Linked DNA regions of Mus musculus: all the other regions are linked to region 1. A link is a loop called in an ENCODE intact Hi-C map of the cell type or tissue named here. Cell type or tissue: heart. All regions are shown on one strand. Region 1 holds the start of Gm34434 (a long non-coding RNA gene). Region 2 has its middle 6.2 kb from the start of Gm46828. Region 3 has its middle 4.7 kb from the start of Gm33758.

Region 1 (2,500 bases):
CTACTTATATAATAAAAATTAACTTGGGATATAAAAAAATACACCATTGTGGGGTTTATGACTTGGTGTGGTTCAGTCTCATGTCTTGGTTGGAAACATCTGTAAGTAATGTGTGCAAGGCTAATTTTAAATCCTGCCAAATATTTTCCATTTAACATTTGACAAACTTGCAGAGGTGGCTTACAGATCTGTACGCTGTTCCCAGGGCCGTAGACCTCTTTTTTTTTAATTTTCTTTTTTTTTAAAGAAAATAACTGTAATTTAAAACTTGTTTTTCAAACACCTTTTACATGTCAGTGCACACAGGCTGCCTCTTGAACCTCTTGAAGATACTGCTGCAATCAATCCACTGCCCCTAAAAGTACTTACCTTGGTTTTAACTTTTGCTTTAACTTCTATGGTAGGTGGGGAGCCAGCAGAAGCCTGGAGAGTTAGTTGGCTGTGCAGGAGAGGATGAGGTGGTAAGAGCCACTGCTGGGGGGGATGGGGAGGGTGGCCACCATTACAGGCATGGACAGAGGAGACAGACTAAGCCCTTCCAGGGCGTCCAGTAATCAACGTTGTGTTTCTTTACTGCTTAAAAACCGAAAGTTTTCACTAATCCTCGAAGGAGCCAGGCCCTCTGATCTATCCATGAATCTGAGCTATAAAACTGGTAAAAGCCAGCCCCTCCTTTGTCCGCTAGTAGGGTTACCCAATAAAACGGAGGGCCCAAAAAATGTGAATTTCAGATAAACCACAAATACCTTTTTGGTTCAAATGCATCCCCGCCAGTATTTGGGACATACTTATATTAAAACTAGAGTGTGGCAGTATCCGGAAGCCAAAGTCATCCGGTATTCGGTTGCTGAACCGGGCCAGCCCTTCCATACCTGGGTCAGGAGGGTTTGCTGGCTGCATCCTATGGGTGGCCTGGATTTAAGCAAGAGGGTGGGCGGAAGCCATTAATGGCTCCCTAGGAATGGGGTGGTCCCTGGAAGATCTACTACGGTGGTTATTAACCCCCCCCCCCCCCCGCGCTATGAATTGCTGACTCAACATCCGGACAAGCGGGGAGGGGGGGTGCTGGACCTCAGAAACATAATTAAACTGTTTCCACGGCTGACTCGAAAATAAAAGTGTGGGGGTGGGGGTGGGGTGGGGTGGGGGGTGGTGAGAGAAACTTGTGGGGGAAGTTAAACAACAAATGGTGAGGTGTGGCGTGAAACCTCAGGGAAACTGTCGGTTTTGCTTCAAGGGAATTGAATTGTGAAACTTGCAAGTTGCGAAATTTCACTCGCTGATGCCTGTGAGAACTGAAGTTTGCTCTAATTGTCAATTAAAGCTGGGATCTAAGGAGCCTTAGGGCGGTGCTGGCCCAAAGGGAACCCGGCGCGGGCGGGATGGATGTCAGTGCTGGCCACTGGGGGTCAGGATAAGCTCGCAGAGTGGCCCTTCGACGGGCTGTGCGGTCGGGAGGGAGGGGAGCGAGGCTCTGCCCTGGGAGGCGGTGCCTGTGAGCCAGGCCTTGTTGGCCTTCCTGGTTGCCGGGAGAGTCAGGTACCAAATGGCCTTTACCAGAGTGCAGTCGGCTATGTGCAGATGACCACGTCCTGATAACAAAAGAAGTATGGGCCTTGTTGAAGATTTTATGAATCAGCGAACAATTCATTTGCATTCATACGGAGACTTAAGACAGAAACAGCCAAGCCTTGAGTGTCTTGTCTTAGAAAAGTTCTAAGAACTTGTTTGGGGGGTGGGGGGAGAGAGAGAGAGAGAGAGAGAGAGAGAGAGAGAGAGAGAGAGAGAGAGAAAGCATACAGAGGGGAAGGGAGATGGGGAGGGAGGGAAAGAGATACAGAGGGTGAAGGAGTGAGGCACGGAGAAACAGAGAGACACAGAAAGACATAAAAAGGGATTAAAGAGAACACCCCCCCCCCGCACCCCCCTCCAAAGTTAAGATGCTTGTGAGCCGCTGTTGACTTCAGATGAAGGTTGCCTTCTTGTTAACCCGGGACAGGACGCAGCCTCAGAAGAGGACGCAGCCTCAGAAGAGTCTCCCACCAAGGGATTAACCACACGGAACAGTTAGGGAATGTGAGGTCTCCGAAGACTTGAGATCAAGGAGTCTAAAATGTTTGTAAGGAAAAAACTCTCAGTGGCTCGGGAGCTTTACCGAGACACTTTAAAGGAGAATCAAAATTGCCCTTATTTAAGAGCTTTGGAGATCCAAATATAAGCCTTTTTTTTTTTTTTTTTCGCCGAGAAGGCCACTCACTCATTTGGTGTGCCTTTAATGCTTACAGGGAACACTGGGGTTCCTATTCGGTCCCCAAACACAACTTTATAATTTTTTTGAGAAGTCCATTTTTCTTTTTTCTTTTTCCCCTTAGTGCCTCAGATTTCTGTTCTATTTGGGGATGATATGTTGAAGGGAGTTTGAATGGCGCCTGAGAGACAAGCTTGGTGTCTTTCAAGTGGCTCCAAGTGCTTGGGTGGCAGGGTTCCTCACATTGGGGAT
Region 2 (2,500 bases), 140 kb after region 1:
GAGGCAGAGGCAGAGGCAGAGGCAGAGGCAGAGGCAGAGGCAGAGGCAGAGGCAGAGGCAGAGGCAGAGGCAGAGGCAGAGGCAGAGGCAGAGGCAGAGGCAGAGGCAGAGGCAGAGGCAGAGGCAGAGGCAGAGGCAGAGGCAGAGGCAGATACCCATGGTTTCAAGGCTAGCCTGGGCTACATAATGAATTCCAGAACACCTAGAAGACTGTCCTAAAGACCAAAACAAACAAAAAGTATAACCACATGAAAGGAATCCTTAAAATTATCTAGTTCCCTATTATACAACGCAAATATAGCCAGCAAGAAGGGTCCTTTACTGTGCTCTCTAGAAATGTGGACATCCAAGCTGTAAGTCTGGCAGCCCCACAAAGGCAGGTTTGGCTGGCCAGGCTTAGTGACAGAGTCCCTTTGCAGCTGTTGAGATAATGGGCCTAGGATCTGAATGTTTCAGAGATGCCACTCAAAGGCTGCTGCACATATCCTTTTGTTTACTGGCATGTGCAAACTGGTTTAATTAACCAATACAGATCACCTCTGTTCAAGTGTTACTTGATTTACTTCACCTGAGCCCCCTGACAGGGTCTTAAGCAATGAGGACTTTGGTCCTCAAGCAGCAGACAAATGAACAACTAAGACCGGGATGGGAAGGGAGATGTAGGCACCACAGAGGAGACATGGGGAGTGGTGGCCACGATGCCACAAACCTGCAGGGGGAGGAGGCAGAAGCTTCCTAGAGTTCTGCGCTTCTCTGCGATCCAGCAAGCCAGGACCTTAGGGTCCGGGGGCTCTGGGTGGCATCAATACCTCGCCTGGGTGTGTGATTTGTACAGTTTGGCTCCTGTGTCATTCACCTTTTAAGGATCTGGCTGTGACATTTCCAAGGAGGCACAAGTCACAGTGAGTAAAGCAGGAAAGGCTAGCCCCTTCCCTCAGCCAATATTGCCTTGCCTGAAACCCTTGAAAGGGCTTGAAAATGAAGCAAAACCATCCCTCTTTGCAGTTCTCCCATGTCTCAGTACACACAAGCATCGTAGGTAGTTATAGCACTCTGTTTTTTTTTTTGGGGGGGGGGAATATTTTCTTTATTTGCATTTCAAATGTCATCCCCTTTCCCGGTTTTCCCTCCGGAAACCCCCTATTTTATCTCCCCACCCCCTGCTTCTGTGAGGGTTCTCCCTCACCACCACCAGTATCCACTCCCGCCTCCCCGCCCTGGCATTCCCCCACACTGGGGCATCGAGCCTTCACAGGACCAAGCCTCTCCTTCCACTGATACCTAACAAGGCTATCCTTTGCTACCTACGGGGCTGGAGCCATGGGTCCTTCCATGTGTACTCTTTGGTTGGTTGGTTTAGTCCCTGGGAGCTCTGGTTGGTTAATATTGTTGCTCTTCCTATGGGATTGCAAATCCCCTGCAGCTCCCCTAGTCCTAGCCAAAAAGGGCTAGGCAGGCTCACAACCAAAAATATATCACACTTTTTAAACCACCTACTAACTGGCAGGTCTGACGAGTCTCGGAATTACGCTTATAAGCAGAGCGCCAGCAGATGGCGCCCTTTGTCGTTTATTGCTGCTATTGCCCGTGGAGAAAAGTGTTTGGCCTGGCTTCTTTCATTTGGGTAGCACAAGTAGTGTTTTCAACTGTTTATTATGCATGAGCCAAAATTCCATGAATGTGTAACATTTTCTCCCGTATTTCCCTTTTTATAACATCATTTAAATTCCGTATTAATAATTTAAAAATGTTCTGGATTTTAATCACTTTTCTCATCACTAAAATATCTGATGAAGAGATTTTTTTCTCCCCCTGCTGAAGGTGACATAGAGGAAATGCTCTGCAAGGAAGGAAGAAGAAAGTCTCACTCTTAAATCGAGCTCACCACCCCCTCGAGTGCATCACCCCATCTTTTTAGTTTAATTGAATAGTATTTATTTAATTAATAAAAAAAATATCTGTCTAGTGCAGGTTTCAGAAATTCAAGGCTAGAATAGGCTGCCATTAATAAAACAAGTTTTTTTTTTTATATCCAAGTTTAATTATGGTGGTGTGTGTTTGATAGCTTGTTACTGTAAATAAAAGGGATAAAGGCAGCCCTTCACTGGAGTAGCTGGAGAGCTGTGAAATATGTACCTAATTAAAACTATTGGTGTAAGAGGCCAATAAAGTGCATGTGCCTACTAGATGTCTTATTCTAATGAATCTCGGCTAATTTGCTCTGACTGATGAATTTCGGTGTTAGTGGTAGGGCTGAATAATTATGAAATTTATCACAAGATACAAGGACTCATTAAGGATTACTCAGGTTGAGTAAGAGGGATGTCTTCTTTGTCAAGAACACAGGCCTTGACCGACATAATTACAGCAATGCCCAAAGAATAGCCTGATTCCAGTCCAGCCCCCAGGGAGTGTTCAAGGCCAGGACTGGGCTTGTGTTTCCAGATGAGATGGGCTGAGCCACTGAGGTGGCCTGAAGACTGTGTGTCACCTCTGGAAG
Region 3 (2,500 bases), 780 kb after region 1:
CAGAGAAACCATGATATCACATGAAGTTTCCATATTATTTTTGTCCAGAGAATTATCAGTAATAGCAACACATTAAAGCCCTTGGGCATCATTGTGAACAAAGTTTTCTAAAGAGAAAAGTATTGGTTCAATCACCCTTTGACTCCTCCCAGAGGAGACATTTAGGTCATCTCAGAACAAGAATTCTAAAGACACCCATACTGTGAGTGGAAAGGTATGCTAAATAATCCCTGGGGTTCCACCTTTTCTACATCAGTACCAAGGAGGGAGGGAGGGTGGATGAAGGTACAACTGAGAGTAGAGAGGGAAAACATCGTTGGCTATGGGATGAGTTATACTTAGACACCTTAAGGAGGTTAGAATAACATGGCTTGATTTCTTTGGAGAGCTTTCCCTCTAAGGGGCTCAACCATAGCAGTTTCAAAAATCTTCTCAGGTTTGAGAAAGCAGCCACTCTGACTTTGTGTTTCAGGGCAGAGTGAGTTCAATCAATTCTTTCCTTTCCAGCAGTTTTAAACTTTCTTTCAGACTCTTAGGCCATGGTAACAGTATCATGGCTCTAACCTCGTCCTTACTCAACCAATGTTCTGCAACACATTTACAATCTAAGTCTTAGGAACGGTCCTTGATCTGATACATACCCACTTGACTGAGGACTGATACAAAAAAACTTATCCTTGCCCTTGTTCAGAGTCAAAGCCAGGAACTCAGTTTATATTTGATACATTCTGTTATAGTGGCTCAGTCCTTTTGAACAAGGAGTATCATCCAGGAAGACCTAATTTACTATAAGCAGTAGCGCTGTGACTTGAACTTGGCTCTATGGACTATTACATCCTTTGTCATTCCTGTCAGATTATCTACAGACCCAACAAGAACCTGAGGATTTCTGGTCCAGATTCGGGTTGGGGCAGTAAACATTAGCCATGACTTGAAGAGCTGTTAGGAAAAACACTTTCAGAAGAGAACTTGAAAAAGTTCTCTAGGGGCCAGGTCACGCAGGGTGTTTTCCATGGTAACTGTAGCTCCCCCTGCTGCCCAGCTAATGGTGACAGAGGGCAGCTCCAAGAACCAGTAACTCTAGTAGCCAGTTAGCTCCAGAAGACAGAGCACCTAAACCCATCAGTCTGACACAAAGGCAATGAGCAGTTTGTGCAGACCTGCAGTGCCTGTTTGATAGAGCATGTATTTTTACAATGGCACCACCAAATTATTGGTTAAAAATCAAACAGACCAGCAGCAACAGGATTTGTTTTCACACAATAGTGGTACCCAGAGAGGTCTGTGTTCTTTCCATTCATTGCCTATTTCAGGAGACATTGCCCTCAGTGTCGTCTAACATTGTTCCTAGCAGCTTAACCCAGGGGAAAGCTGCATAATCCATGTTTTATGTTTAAGCTCTGAATGTGGGGGTTTATCTATGAAAAATATAGAGACCTATGGCATTGCCTGGCAGTGTCAGAGAAGCCACCGATAGTCATGTTTCTTTGAGTCCCACCAATATCATTTTTGTTAAAAAGCTTCTATTCTCTATCATGGGTATATATTGGAACTACCAGAAGAATTTTTAAAACTACTGATTCTTGTGGCCAATTTTTGGGGATTTAATTATCATGGGCTATGGCTTGAGAGTTATCTCCTACAGCCAAGCTTAAGGTCACGGTTCAAGGTCTCTTCACCATCCATTGAAATCCAGTGTCTCCAGGGAAGGAAAAGAACTGCACAGAGGGAATAGCTTGCTGCAGTGTCAGAGCAGTTGTGGACCATAGGGAATATCTCACTGTCTGTGTGTTGTCCTGAGAGCACCCGAGCCAGCCAGAACGTCTGAGACTCTTGGGTTCTACCCAGACCTACCAGCTCATAGTCTATTGGAACAAGATCTCCCCGTGATCTGAACAGATTCTGTTTGGGAATCTCTCTCCTCTCTCTCCCCCTTCCTCCTGTCCTTCCTCCATTTCCTCCTTCTTCTTGCTATGGGTTCTTGGAGTCATTATACTGTAAATAGTTCCTTGGATATATCTTTCGAGGTTGGGGGTAAAGGTCCCAGGCCTTTATTTCAATAGTCCTTCCAGATCGAAATCTTCCTAAACTTCAGCATATTTTGTTTGTTCGTTTGTTTTCAGTTGTTAGCTTTAGTTTGAGTTTCTAATGTCTGTCTCAACTCACAAGCACACTTTTCACAAGTGCTGACAGACTACAGTGGGCCTCTTATACAGTCTCTAAAAGTATTCCTTATAGGGCTGGTGCAAAAGCCCTGTCAGGACAGGGTCTGGTCTGCTGTTGAGACAGGATCAAACTCTGACAGCATCTTTGGTCCATCACAGCCTTGGGAGCAAATTTAGAGGACGATTGTTAGTTACTAAGGACTCAGAATGAAATGAAAACCAATCCTCCACCAGAAGCCAGTCATTAAGGTTAGCAGTGCCCCTTAAGAAGAAGGGGACACTGGCACTGTGACCAGGTTCCCCCGAAAAGCAATGCAAATGGGGTCAGCTAAAAT

Evidence for each region. Peaks named below come from ENCODE experiments on the same cell type or tissue, not always from the same donor. Only the 100,000 strongest peaks of a DNase experiment are listed, where the experiment ranks them.
Region 2: it touches region 1 in a loop (2.6-fold over the local background); 5 of 42 quality-filtered maps call a loop at or near these places.
Region 3: it touches region 1 in a loop (2.6-fold over the local background); 5 of 42 quality-filtered maps call a loop at or near these places.

What each region holds. Positions count from the first base shown.
Region 1 is chr3:144,380,071-144,382,570 of GRCm38, reverse strand. It overlaps Gm34434 (a long non-coding RNA gene), which reads left to right and starts at 416. Exons shown (of 3, transcript XR_001784068.1): 1 at 416-461. In heart, a CTCF peak has its summit at 1,399 (motif pointing right); a DNase peak (open chromatin) is centred at 1,430; H3K4me3 peaks cover 1,329 bases; H3K27ac peaks cover 1,411 bases.
Region 2 is chr3:144,241,284-144,243,783 of GRCm38, reverse strand. No RefSeq gene overlaps it. Among named protein-coding and RNA genes, the nearest start is that of Gm46828, 6.2 kb to the right of the region's middle. In heart, a CTCF peak has its summit at 1,550 (motif pointing right); a DNase peak (open chromatin) is centred at 1,513.
Region 3 is chr3:143,597,820-143,600,319 of GRCm38, reverse strand. No RefSeq gene overlaps it. Among named protein-coding and RNA genes, the nearest start is that of Gm33758, 4.7 kb to the left of the region's middle. In heart, a CTCF peak has its summit at 1,029 (motif pointing left); no DNase peak of the experiment used is centred here.